2 separate regions of the Mus musculus genome follow, and region 2 is linked to region 1. A link is a loop called in an ENCODE intact Hi-C map of the cell type or tissue named here. Cell type or tissue: gastrocnemius. All regions are shown on one strand.

Region 1 (5,000 bases):
TAAAAAGATAACAATTGCCAGGTAGTGGTGGCACACTCATTTACTCAGGAGACAGAGGCAGGTGGATCTCTGAGTTCAAGGCCAGCCTGGTCTACAGAGTGAGTTCTAGGATAGCCAGTGCTACAGAGAAACCCTGTCTCAAAGAACAAACAAAAGATAAAAATTGCTTCTTCCACAGAAGGCAAAGTCTAAAAGCCACTCACACTATACAACAAAAGTCCTGGATGCTGTACAAAGAGAGAAGTGCTACCCTAGGGTCCGATGGGGTAGCTCAGTCAACAAAATGAAGAAGACTACAGAACACAAGGTGATTTGGACTCCTGGGTAAACAGACATCAACTATCACTGCATGCTTCACTCAAATGTCTCATCACAGTGGCAGAACAGGGTTCTCTTAACAGTGAGGAGGGGGAATATAATTCTCATAATTCTCACTGTTTTATATTTATGACAAAAAAAAAAATATATCCTGAGAGGAAACTTCAACCTTTTCAATTCCTTTTCAGATAAGAATAAGAAACAGCCGGTTGTGGTGGCACACGCCTTTAATCCCAGCACTATGGAGGCAGAGGCAGGCAGATTTCTAAGTTCCAGGCCAGCCTGGTCTAAAGAGTGAGTTCCAGGACAACCAGGGCTACACAGAGAAACCTTGTCTCGAAAAACCAAAAAAAAAAAAAAAAGAACTAAGAAACTGAAAATCCATAATTGGAGTGCTTCGAAACACAACCTGTTTTAGGCATGGGCACAATAATGGAATAAGTTTGAACCCTGAAGCATCTCAGGCTTCAGATTTTAGGGCTAAGGGTATTCAACCCGTCTATATGAGTGTTCCAAAATCTGAAAGAAGAAAAAAAAATTAAATCTGAGCTGGGTACGGCAGTGCAAACCTCTAATCCTGGCATTTAGGAACCAAGGGCAGGAAGACTGTAGTGAGTTCTGAGGCCTATACAGTCTACCTACCAAGTCCCAGGCCAGCTAAGCAACCATATCTCAAAAAATAAAGAGAAAAAGACAGAGGGGAAGAAGTGGAAGGAAGGAAGGGAAGGGGGGAGAGACAGAAAGACAGAGACAGAGAGAAGCAAAGACAGAGAGACAAAGAAAGGCAGAGACTGATGGATAAAAGATAGACAGGGACAGATAGATAGAGACTTACTTTTAGTCTCAAGACATTTTAGATAATATGAATCTGTATACCCCAAATGTTTGTAGCTTTAGTCATCCAGTCACTCTTGTAACATGATTGTGGTAATTTAATCAAAACTTGGCCTAGTGATGTAGTTCAATTGGTAGAGTGCTGGCCCAACATGCAGGATGCCTTGGGTTCAATCCACGGAACTGAATAAACCTGAGTAGTGTTTAACAGGCCTGTAATACTAGCACTCCAGAGGCAAAAAGAAATATCAGGAGTTCAAGGCATTGCAGAGCCTAGTTAGTCTAGAAAAGGGGGGGGGGGGGAAGGGATGCAACATTGACAGTAAAACGGATTTGTATCTGAATTCTATACTTCTACCACTTATTAGCTAACTAACTATCCTCTCTACAAGCTTCCTTATTTAGAACGTATGCTCGATAGCAGCTACTATCTCATCAGGTAATAAATAAAACAGAAAATGCTTGCCTCTGACCTGAACCCAGGCAAATGTTCAAAAATTTTAACAAGCATAATGAAGCTAATAGTTAAAAGACCAACAAACGAGGCAGAGAACGTGTAGCTTACTAGTAGAACGCTTGCCTAGTAGTATAGTATATACAAGTTCCTGGATTTTATTCCCAGGAAAACACACACACACACACACACACACACACACGCAGAGAGAAAAAGTTATCTACTTTTATTATAGTTATATTTATACCCCTAAAATGTGGGAACTATCCCAGTACCTCTTGGGACTTTCTCCTTGTCCTGACCTTAGAGAAGCAAACAAAGAAAATCTTTGTGTCTCTTCCCTACGGTTTAATCAAAGTAAGAAAAACTGGTTATTTTCTCTGTGAGGATGGTAAATATTGAAATCCCAAATTAAACAGTTACTACAACAACATGAAGGGTACAATCAGATTCCATGTTTAAGAACATAATAAATACAACTATAATAATCATATTGCTACACAAATCCAGGAAATTTGGATAGCTTGTTATTTTGTACTTATTTGCATCTTTCTAGGAATTATTAATGAAAGGACCATCTGTGAAATGAGCTTTTGTGTGTCTGACCTTAGAGAAGAGAACCTTAGTCATATAAGGTTTTTCTCTTTTCCCTGGTAGTGAAGAAGAGAAGAGTTCGTGCTATGGCGTACCCATGGACACTGCCTCCCCTGCTATCCGTAAGCTAATGTGGTTCTCAAGCACTACCTTGTCGGCTGAGGGAGGGCGCCCCCCTGTGATGGGAGAGAGGCTGAGGGCTGCACCGGCTGCTGCGATGATGCTTGTTGCTGCATGCGATCCTGAAGGCTTCGTGCTTTTCGAATACTGATTTGCAACTTCTTATCGACTAGGGCTCTGCTGTGCGTGCTAGAGCTGGCATCATGCAGGGTAAGTCTTAGTTTAGCTAAAATGCAAAAGAAAATATAGCAGAAACAACACAAAATACAAACAAAAATAAAAGAACAAAAACTAAACTAAAACTAAGCAAAGATAGGCGGTAAAACAAAATATGTAGCAGCAGGAATGCAAGGCATGGACTGTGCATGCGCTGTCAAGAGCGCAGAACCAGCTCTGGCTCAGGAAACATTCATGAAAGCCAGGAGACCAAACACATTAATTAAAACTTAAACAAACAAAACACTAAAGAAAATCAAACAAAACTTAAAGAGCAGGAAGATAAACTAGCACGTGAGGTTGCCACTCTCGTCTTCTCACTGACCTGTTTGACTCCGGTCTCCACACTCTGCTCCCAGTTCCCCCTTTCTGATGGCCAATGACAAAAAAATAAGGTCCAAACCTGCACCCGTCTTTACAGAGCACAGCTTCATGGAGTCATATTTAAGAGTCAGGTACCAATTCTTAGCCTGAACCCCTTGCTGTTACAGTATGGTACTGCATACCAGAAAGGCAGGAGAAGAACAAAAAGAATAGAGTATTACAATGAAAAGTTACTACCTAGGGAGTCAGAGCCAGTTTCTTCAGTTGGCCTACTCATTAGTCAGGGACTAGAGAAAGAGTAGGCTAACCTCATATCTGAAGTCTAACTATTTGGGTTAGAATTCATCTGTGGTTTCCTGTTGAGGTTGTTCCAGTAAATGTCCACAGACCACAGTGGCACCACAAGGTACATTTTGAAATCTGAAGGGGAAAGATAGCTAATTGGCCTCCCCGGGAACACAAGAGACATTAAAAACTGTCCCTATGGCCATCTGCATGACAACACTAGTTCCTATTGTGGAGTTAGTCGGGAAACGCCATAGCCAGTAGCAGTTGAGTTACTTACAGATAGCTTCGTTACACAGAGCCAGAGCTGCAGCACAGTCTCCCTTTTGTTCCAGATGCAGCGACTCTTCAAATATTGAATTTGCCTCTTGCAAGGACCTTTCAAAGCCGTCACTCCTCCCTGAAAGGGCCAGCACTTTCATTTTTATTATAGTTAATTCCAACTTCTCCTCTGTACTGCTTCTTCTCTTTGGGACACAGATCCTTGTTGTTAAGCCTCTGGTCTACTTTTTATCTACCTGCCCATTGCTATTAAGAAGGCTTTAGAACAACTAAGGAATCCATTTTTGCCTTAACTGAAATCTAACCAAGGCCAGGAAAAGGTGGGGGTGGGAATACCATGACTGCCATACTACTATCCCAGCTCTAATACCTCCTTTCAAGGAAAGAACAAAGTGTTGTCCATAGTAGCAACAGAACTCTCGTGCCTAGAACTGAACTGCCACCACAAAATACCAGGACATACCTTGTCAAATGTCAGCTACCCCAGACTTACTGCTTACATGCTGTAAGCATGGCTTACGATTCTGTGGAACATCACCCTTGCCACTTCTAATATAGCTTCAATTCCCTCTTCACCACGCTGCTGTCAGTACACTTCTTGGGCTTGAGGTGGTCTACAGTTTCTACTTCAATAAATCTACCATAGCATTGAACTTCATTTGTTGTTACATGGACTGGCCTTTCTTTAGCAATGAAAAGTTTTTACCTTGATCATGCCTCACTCACCAAAAGTATCCATCTCTAAAAGGATGATGATCCACTTCTCATATAACAACATAGAGTATTCCCCCCAACTCCCAAAGTGCACATGGGTCAAAGGAGATACAAAAGAGGAGTCCAGGAACAGTGACAGATGAATGGACTAAGATGTACAGTAAAGACACTTTGTGAAGGACCATCAGAGAGCCTCACCTTCTAGTCATCTCTAACATAAGCTGGTAGGAAGTTATAAAGTTACTTCACTTACAAATGGAATTGACATTGAGCTTTCACATGGTCACAGGGGCTGCAAGATTGAAATGTCAAGCCAGGTATGACGGCACATGCCTGTTATCCCCATTACTCTGGAGGTGGAAGGAGGAGGATCCCTGAGCTATACAGCAAGGTAGAAGCCAGATACTTCATGGCTACATAATGAGATTGTATCTCAAAATCTCAAAACAACAGAAAAGAAATAAAATGACTGGGATAAAAAGTCTAAGGTTTGGGGGTTTTTTGTTTGTTTGTTTTTGTTTTTGGATTTTAGAGACAGGGTTTCTCTGTGTAGCCCTGGCTGTCCTGGAACTCACTCTGTAGACCAGTCTGGCCTCGAACTCAGAAATCCGCCTGCCTCTGCCTCCCAGGTGCTGGGATTAAAGGCGTGCGCCACCACTGCCTGAGTTATTTTTCTTCATCACAACACCCTTGCTTTATCCTCATTCACCTACAGACGTCAATGGTAAGAAAGGCTCTGTCAGAACCATAACAAATTCAATTTCTACAGCAGTTAGCTTTTAGAAAGCAAAGACAGTGGAAAGTAGGTTGGTTCTGAAAACCTTGGTAGTCAATTTCTATCCCATCTCTACATCTCTGA
Region 2 (5,000 bases), 170 kb before region 1:
GACGCTACAGCTGCTTGTGTGGGCCTGGGAGCTACCCTCTGTCTCTCTACATCTCAGATTCCTCAGGCCAGGTTTTCATGGTTTTTTGTTTTGTTTTGTTTTGTTTTGTTTTTTTAAGATATTTTTAGTTTCCTAGTCCAGGTTTCTGTTCATGAACAATTTTGAAGTACAGTTTTTTCATTAGACCACTGCCATCCCACCATCCCCATAAGCCCCCACAATCCACTTGGAGGACCCCCGGGCCTCTGCTCTCTTACCCGGTAACAGGCAATCCCTAGTCCTAGCCAAGTGAGGCACGAAGGTGATCTCTTACAGGCATGCATGTACGTTCTCTTTGCGTTTTCATACTGGCAAAAGAAAGGAGCGATAAGCTTAAATACCATGTTGTTAGGGTAACTGTGAGCTTCTTGGCAGTTTTGCTTCAGAATAGTCTGGAACACAGTGAGTCCTTGGATGATATTTCCATGAATACTTCAAAGGAGCCGTTGCAAGAGGGTGGGGAGGGGTGAGGAAGCCAAATGATAGGTCGCGTTTCACCTGGGAACAGATCCAAGGATTCAGGAGGGACTCACACAGGACATTTTTGGGCAAGCACAGTGGTTATTTGAATTCTGTCTAGACTGTGCGGAGTAGATCTTTTCACTTAGAAGTGGCACCATGTGGTGGGGATGGCAGACACCGAGTCTTTGGTCCCTCTGAGAACCTGTTTCCCTAGCAGACGTCTTAATGGTACCACAGAAGATATTTGGAGAAATTCAAAAGTCACTTTCATCCAGATGCAATGCCTACATCTCTAGCTGCCCAGCTTCTAAGAGTTGAGGCGAGAGGATTTTGAGTCCAGAAGTTCAAAGACAGTCTTATAATAAGTTACCGTTTCTTTCCTTTTAGTGTGGGTGAGGATAAGACAACATCTCATAGCCCAGACTGACCACAGAATTGCTGTGTGGCCCAGGATGACCTTAGCCAGCTGATTCTCCAAGCTCTGTCTCCTGGAAGCAGGAACTACAGGATGTGCTGCCACACCCAGTTTTATGTGGTGCTGGGGACTGAGCCCAGGGCCGCTTTCACGAGAGACATCCCTTCAACCAACTGCACTGTGTCTCTAGCCCGGCTTGTCTAAGACAAGAGCCTAGTATTTTCCCCAGGTTGGCTTATAAGTTCTGAGCTCAAGCCATCTTGTGACCTAAGCCCCTTGAGGGCTGGGATCATGCACTGCCACCCTCAGCAAGACCCTGTCTCTTTCCAAAACAAAACTTCCAAAACAAGTAAGACTTGGAGGCTCTTTCTCCTCTTGTACCTACAGCTGACCTTGAGCATTCAGCCTAGAAACTGGTTGCCTAGTAACCACAGGTCAGTAGTGCCTTGAAGATGGCAGCTTGTACTGACGCTAGAAAGAAAATCCTTTACTTCACTGCAGTCGGGCTCTGATTTCTGTCAGACCTGGATTAGCCTTCCCATGCACATGGTCGTACATTGTGACTCCATGTTCCTGTTGGATAAGGTTCTAAATACAAAACTGGCACTTATGGGTGAAGAAGGGAAAGGAGACAGAGACAAAGTCAGGGAGTCAAAATGCCTGTGGCAGAACAGTGGCAACTCTTAGGTGAGTCCAAGTGACTTGTTCTTCTATTGCGTACTCTCATGGCTTTGCTGTTGGTATAGTGTCATGACCATGTGGCCCTTTTTAGGATGGCTGTGACACAGGAAGAGTCAAGGAAACACGAGAAGGAAAGCAACGTCCCTGTCTGGGAATCTGCCTGGAAGTCAAAAACTTCAACTCAGCTGCTGAAATTGGAACCACCCCTGGAGATAGCGCTTGTCTCCTTAGAGACAAGCAAGGGTAGTGGTGTTTGCTTAGGACCAGAAGGGGCTGGCATTTGCTTAGGACGCGGAGGGGCTGCAGTTTAACTGCATAGCCACTCCTGTCTTACCCCCAACCCCAAAAGATGTTCCTCATGAAACCTTGGCAATTTCATTTAATAGAGGAAATCCTTAAAAAAAAAAATGTGCCTTATTTTTAATCACATGTATGTGTATCTGCTTTCGTGTGCCAGCAAGGCCTGTGCAGGCTGGAGATGTCAGATCCCTGCAACGGGAGTTCTGGGCAGTTTGGAGCCACCTGGTGGGGGTGCCAGAAATACACTCTTTGGCTGCTGCTGCAACTTTGGTTTTTCGTTCATTTGTTGAGACCTGGTTTCTCTCTAGAGTCCTGCCTATTCCGGAGCTTGTTCTGTAGATCAGGTTGGCCTTGAACTCACAAAGATTCTCCTGCCTCTGTGTCCCAAGTGGTGGGACCACTGCTCAGCTAAAGATTTCTTTTACAAAGATTTATTTACACGTATGGGTATATGCCATGTATGTGCTGGTTCCTGGAGGCACCTCCAGACGGACTCAGATCCCCTGAAGTCGGAGTTGCAGATGGTTGTGAGCTGCCTGGTGTAGGTGCTGGGATCAGAGTGCCCTGGTAGATGTTTGTGAGCTATTATAGAAGTACTGGGATCCAACCCGGGTTCCTTTGCAAGAGGTTACCCATGGATGCGTATATAGCACGTGTTAACCACTCAGCCACTGAGCCACCTCTCCAGCCCCACAACTCACAATGTTCACTTAAATTTTGAATTCATGATCTTCAAAAACTTGCTGTACTGGCTAGTTTTGTGTCAACTTGACACAGCTGGAGTTATCCCAGAGAAAGGAGTTTCAGTTGGGGAAAATGCCTCCATGAGAGATCCAGCTGTGGGGCATTTTCTCAATTAGTGATCAAGGGGGAAAGGCCCCTTGTGGGTGGGATCATCTCTGGGCTGGCAGTCTTGGATTCTATAACAGAGCAGGCTGAGCAAGCCAGGGGAAGCAAGCCAGTAAAGAACATCCCTCCATGGCCTCTGCATCAGCTCCTGCTTTCTGACCTGCTTGAGTTCCAGACCTGACTTCCTTGCTGATGAACAGCAGTATGGAAGTGTAAGCTGAATAAACCCTTTCCTCCCCAACTTGCTTCTTGGTCATGATGTTTGTGCAGGAATAGAAACCCTGACTAAGACACTTGCTTAATCATTAAAACTTTTTAATGAGAGCCCAGACTCATACATGTGGATGTTGTGAGGACATCTAGAATGCACTCTGGAGAAGGCCATCCGCATTTGGGATGTCTCCTCCCCAAATCACATTTAACTAAAGGGTATGCTATTCTGTGTTTCTATCTAATAAACTCCAGAACTCTGCTTCATCCTGACTTGTCCTGAATTCTTTTCTGCAGTACAGCCATGGATGTGGTTGTACCTAAGGTGTAAGTCTGATAAGTGGCTCTGAGGTGTGGCAGGACCCAGGCTGGAAGCTCCTGAGGTTACTGTAGGTGGCAGTGTTGAGCTACTTCCCTCTGTAGCCTCTGCCAGGTCCTGGACCATGGATCAGAACCTTCTCTTTCTTTCCCTTACCTCTTTCTCTTCCAAGTAGATGTGTCCCAGGCGTAGGAAGATGAAGTGCATCTCAGAAGCATCAACTACAAAACTAATAGTTCTCTCATAGCATTCTTTGGCCTCAGCATGGTTTCCACTCAGGAAGTAGAGATGGCCCTTCACACCCCAGACATTAGGGTTCTGAGGAAACAAAGAACACGCAGGGTGATGTGGCAGTTAAGTCCCTAATGAATTTTGTTAAACATTTAATACATTTCCTCCCCTTTTTCCCCCTAAGAGCACGCATACGGAGAGAGCCGTTCTAGTCACATGGGTGGGCATGCTCTCATTCTTGTATTCCTCAGAAGCCATTTTGTCTTTGGGGTGAATGTTGAGATAAACACTCAGCGATCATCCGTATGATGCTATTAGAAGCAAAGAAAAGTCTAGAAACTTGAAATAACGAGCAACTCCTGATAAATGACTGCCTATCCCTTACCTTTTATAGAACTCATGATTACTAACAAAAGCCAAATGCACACATAAATATTACCCACACAGGCTAGCAGTCTCTGAGATGTGGCACCACTGATCTATTGACTATTTCCAGACAGAGGATCATGAAGCTGCCCATGCTACCTTCCAGCTCTTGGGCTCGCTCGCCTAGGCAGCTGAGACATGCTATTGTGTTCCGCTTTCATCTCTGCTTTAGCAAAGACCGTTCACCCCTTCTTGTTCCCATTCAAGAGGCTTTCTCTAGGAAAATCAGTACCAGGTAGTCCATCTGTGCTGCTTGCTGCAGGTACTCCTCTGTCTTGGCAAAGTCCTTCTTGAGAAGATGTGTCTGGGCCAGAACCAGATAATACTCACAACTGGGTCCTCCTTGGGGGCACAGCAGCTCATGTGCCAGCACTCTGTGCACAAACTGCAAGGAAACCCAGGGATAAAGAACATAAGAATGACTGCACTGTGCTAGCTGAATAGCTTTTAGGGTGGAGAGAGTGTGGCTCTGATGGCCACAGTGAGGGACGTCTTATAGGGGAGAATGAACATCTGCAGGGGTACAGGGACAAGGGAAGCCACAAGCTACGCAGTCAGCAAACACCAACACTTCCAATGCAGCACTGCATGGTGCAGGCCTTGTGACCATGAGCTTGAGATTCAGACTGCTCTTATGAGGTTGTTCAGGCAAAGGCACTTCGTCAACCCCCCTGCTTACACTTGACGGAACATTTCCAAACAGTTGACATTTTAAGGAAACTCATAATGAAACAATCCCTGCCTCTCTAATGAGCTAAGACTTGGGATTTCACAAACAGACATTGCTGCTTTTGCCATAGCACTACACATTTATGTTAGTTAGTACCAGTGCATCGGAGGCTCTTTATCCCCACCCCCTTAAAAGACCTGCAAATCTGGTGCAGTTGCACGTGCCTGTGACACCCCCCACCCTCAGCTTTTGCAGTACATTCTAGTCTTAGTCTGCGATACGGAACCCTTATGCACACCTTCCCAGGAAACTACCCTAGCAAGACTGTTCTCTCTACCTGCCTCATGGCACTGACCCAGGGAGGTGCATGTATTCACTGTTGGGAAGAGTTCATGTCT

The links. Hi-C counts contacts between places; a loop is a spot of excess contacts. Peaks named below come from ENCODE experiments on the same cell type or tissue, not always from the same donor. Only the 100,000 strongest peaks of a DNase experiment are listed, where the experiment ranks them.
Region 2: a loop joins it to region 1, with 13 times the contacts of the local background. A loop is called at or near these places in 6 of 42 quality-filtered maps.

Annotation. Positions count from the first base shown.
Region 1 is chr14:20,562,518-20,567,517 of GRCm38, forward strand. It overlaps Usp54 (ubiquitin specific peptidase 54), which reads right to left. Exons shown (of 21, transcript NM_030180.2): 16 at 3,426-3,545; 17 at 2,351-2,546. 1810062O18Rik (RIKEN cDNA 1810062O18 gene) reads left to right here. Exons shown (of 6, transcript NR_033571.1): 3 at 2,264-2,322; 4 at 2,494-2,530. Among named protein-coding and RNA genes, the nearest start is that of Ppp3cb, 18 kb to the left of the region's middle. In gastrocnemius, a CTCF peak has its summit at 2,383 (motif pointing left); a DNase peak (open chromatin) is centred at 2,379.
Region 2 is chr14:20,396,926-20,401,925 of GRCm38, forward strand. Cfap70 (cilia and flagella associated protein 70) reads right to left here. Exons shown (of 29, transcript NM_029698.1): 24 at 4,165-4,317; 25 at 3,432-3,593; 26 at 258-347. Among named protein-coding and RNA genes, the nearest start is that of Mrps16, 5.8 kb to the left of the region's middle. In gastrocnemius, CTCF peaks have their summits at 2,109 (motif pointing left) and 3,334; DNase peaks (open chromatin) are centred at 2,106 and 3,351; H3K4me3 peaks cover 170 bases; H3K27ac peaks cover 2,520 bases.